Linked DNA regions of Mus musculus: region 2 is linked to region 1. The links are chromatin contacts, found by POLR2A ChIA-PET in ENCODE. All regions are on one chromosome and are shown on one strand. The core of a region is the stretch at or near the end of the contact, and the rest is flanking DNA. Distances in the headings are between cores, read along the strand shown.

The links. ChIA-PET counts read pairs that join two places held with the same protein, here RNA polymerase II (POLR2A).
Region 2: POLR2A ChIA-PET joins it to region 1 with 22 read pairs in Patski. The contact joins the enhancer-like site here to the promoter of H4f16 in region 1. POLR2A ChIA-PET finds 5 or more read pairs at or near these places in 3 of 5 experiments (Patski and embryonic stem cell).

Annotation. Positions count from the first base shown.
Region 1 is chr6:136,800,034-136,805,806 of GRCm38, forward strand. It overlaps H4f16 (H4 histone 16), which reads right to left and starts at 4,398. Exons shown (of 1, transcript NM_175652.3): 1 at 3,960-4,398. The coding sequence starts at 4,346. The coding sequence ends at 4,035.
Region 2 is chr6:136,894,155-136,899,910 of GRCm38, forward strand. No RefSeq gene overlaps it. Among named protein-coding and RNA genes, the nearest start is that of Mgp, 21 kb to the left of the region's middle. Within about 2 kb of position 4,242, at least 1 of the 3 ENCODE cell types and tissues checked has a DNase peak (open chromatin) inside an H3K27ac peak, as active enhancers do.

The DNA of each region.
Region 1 (5,773 bases), core at 3,148-5,647:
AAATCTCCCCAGCAACCACAGCCCGGCCAATCCTGAGTTGCTACACCTGCACCAGACTCTTTCCTTGTACCCCTCCCATACCCATTTCTTGAGAATAGACATTGTTTAGATCTGGAAATCCCCCACTCTCCCCTTCTCCTTTCCCCCCTGAGGGCCTATAAAAACTGGGACCCCTTTCCCCTCGGGGTCAACTCCTCTACCCCTGTATGGGATACGAGTCATCCCCAGAGCTTTGGCTTTCCCCGAATAAAGCCTCATGTGGTTTACATCAAGTTTGGTCTCTTGTGAGTTCTTGGGGGTCCACTATTATCCCGAGACTTGAGTGAGGGTCTCCCTTTGGAGGTCTTTCATTCTTAGCCACTGAGCTATCTCTCCAGGCTGATACACACACACACACACACACACACACACACACACACACACACATATATAATTTGGTTACAGAAGAGAATTAGGAGAAAGACACGAACTCCAAGCCATCACTGACTTGGTGATGAATTAATCCACAAAGCTGAATGCTCTTTATTTTAGTTTTGGTTTCTGTTGGGAATCGAACCTGGAACTTCATCCATACTAGGCAAGTGTTTTGCCACTGAGCTGCATCTCCAGCCCTGAATTCATCTTAGGGTAATAAATGAGAACAGACCATGCAGTTATTTCTGTAAGCAAAGGACTATAGATTCTGAAATTCACATACTGAAGTGGGTGGGTGAATGGGAAGGTTCCTATCCATCTATAAGCACTCATCTGGTAAGGAATTAGAAAGTGAAGTGAAGGCTTGAATGGGTCCCCTTCCGCCTCTGAAGGGGATACTTTCGAACGAGTTCAAGTACCAGTGCCGGCTGGGCAATGGAGTCCAAGCTGAGCTTATGATGCAGGGCGAGGAGACCTACAGCCAGTTTACCAGGGGCAAGCCAGTGCTGATCGCTGAGTTCTCAGTGCCGCCTAGAGTAACCAGGGAAGAGTTTCAGTTGAGAAATTGTCTAAATCACATTGACTGTAAGTCTGTGGGAGATACTGTCTTGATGGTTACCTGAGGTGCGTGCCTGTGGGGGCCACCATTCCACACAGGCTGGGAGAGTAAAGAAAGCTGGCTGGCTAGCTAGTGCTTTGAGCTCTTGGCTTAACTTCTTTGCAATAATGAACTGTAAGCAGGAATTGTCAGTCAAATAAACCTTTCCTCACAGCTGCAGGTCTTACATAAACATGTCTGATGCTAGACTGCTCAGATACAGTGCCCCATGAAGAGGCAGGCACGCTAATTAATATTCAACTTCTTTATCACTGAGCACTGTATGGCCATGATTTCTGCCATGCAAAGACGACCATGAAGGAAAGGTGACAAAGACATGATAAATGTTAGGAATGCACCTCATGAAGGCGTTTTCACACGCAGACCATTCATCACACTTTACTCTATGAAATGGCCTCCTCTCTCTCCTGCCTTATGCCTGGCCGGTTTTGTTCTTTCTCACACTTAGTCAACCGGCTTCAAGGGGCTTCTGCTTTCTGGCTGTGTGTATTTATTTCATCTCCTCTAGCATCTTCTTTGTAGTTTCATGACTCACATACACATGCACACACAACACATGCACACACAACACAGGCACACACAACACATGCACACACACACAACACATGCACACACACACAACTCTACATCGAAGAAAACACATTTCTTTTGCTTTTTGTTTTTTTAATCTTTCAGAGTCCAATTTTCTTACACGCGTTCGCGACCGGCCAGGAAAGACGCAACAAACCGGAATCTTCTGCGGCAAAACTTTATTGCTTACATCTTCAGGAGCCAGAGTGCAAGAGAGCAAGAGAGAGAAAGAAAAAGAACAAGAAAGCAAGAGAGAGAAAAAGCAAGAACAAGAGAGAGAAAAAGCAAGAACAAGAGAGAGAAAAAGCAAGAACAAGAGAGAGAAAAAGCAAGAACAAGAGAGAGAAAAAGCAAGAACAAGAGAGAGAAAAAGCAAGAACAAGAGAGAGAAAAAGCAAGAACAAGAGAGAGAAAAAGCAAGAACAAGAGAGAGAAAAAGCAAGAGCAAGAAAAAGAACAAGAACAAGAAAGCAAGAGAAAGAACAAGAAAGCAAGAGAGAGAAAAAGAACAAGAAAGCAAGAGAAAGAAAAAGAACAAGAGCAAGAAAAAGAACAAGAACAAGAAAGCAAGAGAAAGAACAAGAATGGCAAAACCCCGTCCCTTTTAAGGAGAATTATCCTCCGCCTAGGACGTATTACTCCCTGATTGGCTGCAGCCCATCGGCCCAGTTGTCATCACGAGAAAGGCAGAACACATGGCGGGAAAACTGCCCCTGCACGTGTGCAGATTATGTTTACCACTTAGAACACAGCTGTCAGCGCCATCTTATAATGGCAAATGTGAGGGCGGCTTCCCACACAATTTTGCTTAATATAGTGATTTCTGTCCCGTCCATCATCTTGTCAGTGTAAGATTTCTGTTTTTCTTACCACTAAGTAACTTTCCATCCGGGCAGGTGACATGGCAGTTTCTAATTTAAGCCTTTTGAGAGAAATGATTTCCACAGTGAATGCACAAATACTTTTGTTGCTGTTGTTATTTGTGTAATAATAAATGATATTTAAGTTTCATTTTTTTGTTTCATTTCTTTTTGCTAGTAATAGTTATAGATGTTTGATTATCTCAAATAATCAAAACTCAGATTAAAAGAGGGGTGATAATCATTATTATTACATTTTGTGTTTCATAGTTTGATAGAACATGTGACTTTATAAGAAAATAAAAACCATATAACTGTAACTGAAATATTTCTCAAGACAGAAAAATAAACATCTCATTTTTCACTTGCTTTAAGAAAATGAGTTCACTAGACTAATGGTATCAGTGTTATGTATGCTCAGACTCTAGAAGTGAAGTGTCAGCCCACAGGGGCAGAGAAGACTCTCGCAAAAACAAAAAACAAAACAAAACAAAACAAACAAACAAACAAAAACACCAGTGGCACATAAAACGAGGTTGTGTAAAATCGCACAGAGCAGAGTTCAAATCTAGGCTCCAAAATTTTAGCCTTCGTTGTCTCATCCACAGCTGTACTCACTATCAACACTTAAAATAAATCTGCTGAAAGACCGCACCAAGTTTCTGCCACACAGAAAGCATTGAACACGAGATAACCATATCTTAATGAAATGCCAGGTTCCTGCTCCAGGAACTGTAGGAACAGTCTCCTATTTCTTCAGCCAGTGAGAAGACCCGTAAACATCAGATGTAAAAACCTAGAGATCTGAAAAACAAAACTACCGTTTTGAGTAATGTGTACAGAAAGCCGGTAAGCAGACCTGAGTCCAGGGGCCTAAGGAAGCGACTTCCTGGATCCAGAGTTAAACCCATCTGGGTATGGAGCATCGAATACAAGTACTTTGAAGGAGCAGCAAGGGCTGTGACTAACCTACTCTGAAGACTTAAATGAGACACATATGGTCTGTGGAAGCTGAAACAGAAGGACCACCGAAAGACTTATACCAGCCTGAACTAAATGGTAGACATCCGAGTGCTCCTCTTCCCCCAAACCCACGTGCTTAAGGCAGAGAAACAGCTACAGCTGAGAAAGCCAAGTTTAAGCTACAGGGTGACTTTATTGTGGGGTTCCAAGCCTCCACACCTGCCCTCATTCAGGTCCACTGTCTCTACAGGAGCTTTTTTCCCCTTTTTAGAGCGTCCGCAGAGGCTGCACCCTAGCACTCTGGGGCTGTCAACTCAACAGACACCTAAAAAAACTCATTCACGCAGACCACTCCGCAAGCATTCTGAGCAGGTCCCAGGCGGTAGGCGGGGCCACCAGCCCAAGTCCTCCAATGAAAAAGTGCACCCAGGCAGCTCAATTTGCATACAAGACAAAGCATACCAAATACAAAAAGTAATGAGACGCTCATAACTAGTGAGAACTACAAATGTCCACAGCTCCTTTCTGATGCTTTGTGGGCCCTGAAAAGGGCCTTTGTGGATGGGGGAAGCCGGCCAAGGGAACGGCCTAGGCACAGGAGGGCTCGCTTAGCCGCCGAAGCCGTACAGAGTGCGGCCCTGGCGCTTGAGCGCGTACACCACGTCCATAGCCGTAACCGTCTTGCGCTTGGCGTGCTCGGTGTAGGTGACGGCGTCGCGGATCACATTCTCAAGGAAAACCTTGAGGACACCGCGAGTCTCCTCGTAGATGAGACCCGAGATGCGCTTCACGCCGCCACGCCGAGCCAACCGCCGGATAGCGGGCTTGGTAATGCCCTGGATGTTGTCGCGGAGAACCTTGCGGTGTCGCTTGGCGCCACCTTTCCCCAGACCCTTGCCGCCTTTTCCTCGTCCTGACATATTAGTAAACAACCTAATAAAGAGACAGGAGAAACTACAGTAATCCGCCGCCGAGCAAGAGCTTATATTTCCTGGGAGCGGACCTGATTGAAAACAGCAAGGAGTGGGCGGAGCTCTAGACTCCACCCCCTGGCTCTTTGTGCTCTGCTGTCTCCCAAGAACCATAAAACCCTTTCGGTTCCCTCTCCAAATTCCAGGAACCCTAGCACATTTGAAAGTTTAAATAATATAAGGTAACAATCTATTTCTCCTCTTTTTTTTTTTTAGCACAAATAAAAACGGCGCATCATGCTTGTTATCTTCAGTGCACGCTGATTCGGTATTTTCTAAGCAGCATGCTTGTTTTTACACAACTTTAATGTGAAAATGAAAAGAAGCTAGCAATAGAAATCTAGCTTACTAGGTCTTATACCGAAGCAGTTTACATTTTCACGAGAGAGTCTTTTGAGGGGATAGAAGTGTTTTAGTGCCTTTCTTTTGTGGCCACGATAAGAAAATTATGCTAGTTCCCACTTCCTATTTGGTTTCAACTGTTTCTGCAGTGTATGGATTTTCTGCTCCTGCATTGCAAACACATTGGTATTCGCTTTTCAGCCAATTGTTCCTATAGTTACTTAGCTGAACTATTGTAACTTGTCATTTAGATCCGAGGTCCTTGTTGCTTGCGTTTAAAAGAGACCTGGTGACTCACATCTGTAATTTAGGCTCTCCGGAGGCTGAGGCAGGATTGCCAAGAGCTGGGGCCAGCCTAGGCTAGACAGACTCAAATACATTTCCCCTCCTCCCCACTCAAATAGCTTGTAAAGTACCAGAAGTCAAAAGCATGACTCCGAATAACAGGACTGTCCTTAAGTTTGTTTCGTTTTTAAAGACAGCAGGTTTTGGGCTGGAGAGATGGCTCAGTGGTGAAGAGCACTGACTGCTCTTCTGAAGGTCCTGAGTTCAAATTCCAGCAACCACATGGTGGCTCACAACCACCTGTAATGAGAACTGATGCCCTCTTCTGGTGTGTCTGAAGATAGCTACAGTGTACTTACATATAATAAATAAATAAATCTTAAAAAAAAAGAAAAAGGCAGCAGGATAAATGCGTTTAGTTTGTAGTACTTTACAATTCCCATTAGTTCCACAACTCAAACAGCATTTCATTTGTTTGTCCCCTCCCTGTCTCTTAGAGATTGAGCTCTAGGATAGCTGGAGGGGGAAGAAGCCTTAATCATTGAATTTTACCTCATGATTTTAAATCCCTTGCTCTTCAGAATTCTTACCAAAATGAAAGCTGCTGCCAGAATACTTATTCAAATTTGTAAAACTGTGTGTCAACAAACAAACAAACAATCAACAACAACACACACAAAAAAAAGAGAGAAAAGCAAAAAGAAAGCAAAGAGACCTTTCCATAAACATACATTTAAGATGGTTTACAG
Region 2 (5,756 bases), core at 2,992-5,491, 94 kb after region 1:
TTAGGCAGCCATGTTGGTGAGAGTTTATGTGTCTACCTTCTGACATTTCTATGAGACACACTCTCACAGCAAAATCTCTATTTTTCTGACTCTTAGAATCCATTCTAAACACAGGTTTTTTTGTTTGTTTGTTTTTTTGTTTTTGAGGAGAAAACCAAGGCATTTTAACAAATTTACTCTTGGTGGTAACCAAGGTAATTTTCTTTGCTTTCTTGTGTGTGTGTGTTTCTGTGTGTATGGTTATGTGTTGGTGTTTGTAGTTATATGTGTATGAGAGTGTGTGTTATGTTGTATGTGTTGTTGTTTTGTGTGTGGTTATGTCTATGTTGTGTGTATGTGGTTATGTGTGCTCTTGCATGGAAAGCCATGGCAGTAGCCCAGAAGGAGAGCCAAAGTCGAAAGTTGCAAGACTCAGATAAAAATGCAGCTCACTCCCTGAATTGATTTGCCAACTTGTATAACAGTAAAACAAAAGGCCCTGCGAGGGAACAGGTCGTGAATTTTCAGTGAGCGCTCCAGGCCTTGGGGAATGAACTTTGTTTACTCTTAGCTTTATCATTCCCAAAGGGTCAGGTGTTGAACGGGATCCCCAGTAATAAGCACATGTTGGAGCCCCGGATTCCAGGGCTTTGGGGAACAGATTGGCAAGAAAGAGTGGAGAGGAAGCCGAGGGAGGATGTTTGTTTGTAGTAAAGAGACCCTGCCTTAACTTCCTGAACTGAAACCAGTCTAGACGTTTTGTTTTTTTTTCCATTTTTACACAATGTCCGAAACAGAATAAATTTATTAAAACCAAATAAACTGGGGGCTGAGTTTTGGCATGGAAAGCCAGACAGGGTTAGAGTCAGCTGCTTTTGAGTTCAGTCCACAGACTGATTTATAAACCAGTCGTAGATTGAAGCTACTTTGGCCTTAACTGAACTGAAATTATTTTCATGATTAGAGGACAACCAAGCAGCCGAGCATCTGACTCCCGTCAAGGACTCCTGGGGCCTTCCATTCAGCTCTGCTTTTCCCTCAGCCTTCAAAATCCAGGACATTAGTGGGAAGCTTTCAGGTCCTTTTCTCACGACTTTCTGTGTAGAGGAAGCTTAGTCCTGGAGGAGTTGTCCACCCCGCCCTTCATAGTAGTGGGTGTGAATAAACATAACACTGAGTTACCGGGGTCTACAGAGGGGAGATCCAGTTCCTCCCCTCTTGTCCTAAGTGGGTTTAGGGACTTTAGGATCTGGGTGGCAGTGGGAACACGTTTAGGGAGTGCTAGTTCCTGGGGATTTCTGAGCACAAGCCAAAGTCAGCATGCACTTTTATATTCTGGATGCTTCCCATCGCCCATTTCCTTTTGTCTCCCATGTGGCACAGAGAAGCCTCACTTAGCTCTGTTTTGCCTGAGGGAAGAATGAGGCACAACAGTAGCCTCAAGTTGAGGTTAATGGGAAAGACAGAATTAGAACCCAAATCTCTGTCTTGTTTAAGTTTTCTTTATGACAAGGCATGGTTTTCCCCCATTTTCCTCCATTAAAAGGAATTAGGAAAGTTATTTAGTAAATGAGTACTGAAAGGCACCTGGGCTCTCTCTAGTCATCTCTGCAAAAGATGCTTTTAATTCATTTATATAACCACCCCGGGTTAGTTTTTGAGTAAGGTATACCATGAAGACATAATGACATTTTCGTTGGACTCATTTGTCTTGACTAGTCAAAAAAATCATTCTCAGAATGAAAAGCTTTCTGCACCATGTCTCTGCAGAAGAATGGAACTGGACCCTTCCCTCACCATAGAAACAACTGCCAACTCTAAATGGATTAAAGACTTAAATGTAAGACCCCAGGCTCTCAAGTTAGTAGAAGAAAACATATGGGGAATTCTTTAGGATATTGGTCTAGACAAAAAAATTTTTTTCTTGCATATGAACTAAAAGTATAAAGCATAACGACAAATGTTGACAAACAGGATGGCAGTCAGCTGAGACACTTCCGACCATCAAAGGAAACAAACGAATCGGGAGACAGCAGAGTGGGAGGAAATATCCATCAAGTACGCATCTACCAAGGACTTAATATCCTGGTTTTATAATGAATTTCCAGTAACCCAACAGCAAAGCAAGCAAAATCCGACCAAATAAACAAAATACTCTAATTTGAAAGTGGGTTTAAGGGCAAAAGGGCTCAGAGTGTGTCCACTCAAGCAGGATAACCCGAGTTTGATCGCTGGAATCTGCAATAGAGAGAGAGAACAGCTTCTAAACTGATGGGCCTGACCTCCGCAGGTGCAGCTGCTGGGACACACATTTGCTCATGCACACATCCCCACACAGAGAAATAAAAATTTAAGAAGGTTTAAGGACTGAATAGATGATTCAAAAGAGAAAAAGGAAGAAAGAAAGAAAGAAAGAAAGAAAGAAAGAAAGAAAGAAAGAAAGAAAGAAAGAAAGGAAGGAAGGAAGAAAGAGAAAAGAATGGAAGAAAGGAAGAAAGAAGGAAGGAAGGAAGAAAGGAAGAAAGGAAGAGGGAGAAAGAAAGAAGAGAAAGGAAGAGAAGAAAAAAGAATTATATGGTCAACAGACATATGGAGGAAAAATGCCCACCACTAACCTCAGGGAGACACGAGGCTTCCTCCCCCAGTTAGGATGGAGAGAATGACAGCTTCCAGAGGGCATAGGGATGATGGTGGAAATGGGAGCTAGTGTAGCCATGTGGGAAACAGAGTGGGGACTTCTGGGGAGATGTAAATGGCATAATTATATGGCCTAGCAATCCCGTTCCTGGGAGCAACCCCAAGGCAGAAGTGAATCAGCCTATAGGAGAGACAGCTGTATTCTGGTGTTCATTGCAGTACAACAGTACGGAGTCTACCTCAGTCCATCAGCCATTGGTTAAACAAAAAGGTACCCCATTGAAGCCAAGAGAAAGAAGCCAGACAGGAAGACAAGCCCCTCACAATCTCACACCCTCACTCACTGGTGGAATTCAAAACACAGTTGGTCTCAAGGACGTTGAGAGCAGAGGCTGAGAACACTGGAGGGACTTTGCTGGTTTTACAATCTTAGAAGCAAGGAATTCTGCTGTCTGGGGCACAGCAGGGTTAATTCCAGTGACACAAATATGTTGAGCATCTCAAAACAGCACACACCAGGAAAACAATCCACGATTAAAGTGATGGGCATGCTAATTACACATTGATTCAATTATTATTCTGTCGTTCCCCCATTATATATATCTCACATTAAATACATATGAATAATTATTGTTAATGAAAATACTCAATCTTTGAGGGTTGAGTTTATCCTTATTTTGTTTTGTTTTTATTTTCTAGACAGGGTTTCTCTGAGTAGCCCTGACTATCCTGTAATTAACTCTAGAGACCAGGCTGGCCTTGAATTTACAGAACTCTTCTTGCCTCTGTCCTCCCAGGGCTGGGATTATAGACGTGCTCCACCACCGCTCAGCATCGGTCATTGACTTGTAATGTCTATCTTGTTGTGACAGATACAGAAGTCTAGAGGTTTGGACTTGAACTTTGTGATAGCCCTTCTGAGTGCTGAGTGGAGGAAAGAACCCCAGTGGGGTCAGTTTTTTCTTGGGAAAAAACTTTATTCTTAGGAGATTTCTCTATTCCCCTGAAGTATTTCATTTTCAGACAACTGTGAACTTTAGTCTATCCTCAGAGGTTCAAACTCTCTATAGGAAAGAAAAACAGGATGCTAGTCACAAGGGGTTTTGAACATCCTTTGTTTCTGGGGTATGTCCCTTCCAGGAACATGCTCAGGAATTTGCAGAGGAACATGAGAGGCTGAGATTTAGTTCCACACACACAAAACAGCCTTTGGTGCGGCTTGGATCCAGATCTGCTCGGTGACTAAGATCTGTGGTTACTAATACACGCCCTTTCCCAAAAATGTTCCTTCTGGGATCCTATCTGATGGTTATCACAGCTTCTCATATATATTCCCCGGGTTTCAAAAAAGCACACATTTCTTTTAATTTTGGTCCTAAAACTTCTCTCTCTCTCTCTCTCTTCAGAAATTGGAAACATTGTGCTTAAACCAGACATTTTGAAAGCTAAGCACTTAGTGAATTCACTTTTTCAAAATGACCACACTAAGAAAGCAAATTGTGATTAAAATGAGCTGGGGATGTCAGTTTTCAAAGGGTAGCTTTAGTAAATCAACATTTTAGCACATGGTCTGGCCAGCTTGGATCTGTCTGGATGGGATGGATGTACTGTCAGCCGTTTTTTGACAGTTACCAGCTGGATCAGAGAGAGCAACACTTCCCGACCTCCTAACTCCCACTTTGTACATCAGCAACACCTCACTGGCGTTTCTTCTTGCATTTCACAATCATGTAGGCATCTTGCCACAAACCAGCGTGCCCTTCAGAAACACCTCCCACTTCTATTGCTGACTGATGGCCCCTTTCCCTCTCCAGCTCTGCTGTATCATTAGTGGTGCTCACAAAAGGCTTGTGAGGTTAAAGACTGGGTCAATTCTAGGGAGGCTTCACATGGGAGGGATTAGATCACAAGCATCAATTTCTCATTTTCACCGTGATGTGTTGTGAAAGTGTGGTAGAGTATTTGTTACACGCATCACACGGGTAGTCTCTTTGGAACCAACATGATTTTAATGGCCATAGAAATGTCAGGAAAAGCCAGAACCTTTTATGAACTGTTCAACATGCATCTATTTTCTGTTAGAGCCTTCCATCCCTAACTACTCTTCTCTGTGCTTAGCCATGATGTTATCACTCACCAGGACCTTTTCTCCATTAAAACTGTGAAGGCTAAAGTTATGTTTTAAGTTAAAATTGCTGTGCTTAAGAAATCTATAAAACAACAACAACAACAAAAAAATGCCTCCAACCTGTGAACCCCACAGGTAACAGAATGCTGGGGGCTGTTGTTCAGGTAAGATAAGTCACATGTCTTCATTTCTGTAAACAAGCTTGGTTGCCCCAACTGCACAGGAAGTGCTCGACCACACATAGGCAGAAAGCATGTCAGGATGTATGCTTGCCTCCGTTGGATGAAGGAGGGAAGTGAGTAGCCATGGGGTACTTTCTAAGCATCTGTCTAACAATTCTCAGTCATTCTCTAGGAATTCAGGATATGGTCTGTCCAGTATTTAATAAAGCTTGATTCAAATTTGGCTCAAAAATTGTGGTATTGAACTTATTTTTACCCAGTGGGATTTACAGTACATCCTAGGGAGAGGAGATAGAGAAAGGCAGAAACAGGAACAGGAAGTTGTTACTGGCAACACTAAATCATGAGTGTTTATCTAGTTGGTATAAATCAGCACCATTGTTCTGTCTACAGCCAAATCTAACACCAGTGTTTGCTAACTTGCAATTTGCTGTTCATGTTTCTGCTTTTCTCTTTATGATCTGTTGTCATGATCAGAATATATGGCTACTAGTCTACATACTTTAGAAATTCAGAGTGCTTCTCAAAATCCAGGTGATGGAGGAGAGAAGGGAGTGAGTCATCCGGACGCCATCTTGGATCTCATTTATTTCCTCATGTATCTTCCCTCCTGGTAGCCGCTCAGTAAATGCTTGAAGTGGTGAGTGGGGCCTCCATTCTGCCGTTAGAAGTTTGCTCTAGGGCTGGAGAGATGGCTCAGCGGTTAAGAACACTGGCTGCTCTCCCAAAGGTCTTGAGTTCAATTCCCAGCAGCCACATGGTGGCTCACAACTGTCTGTATTGGAATCTGATGCCCTCTTCTGGTGTGTCAGAAGACAGCTACAGCATGC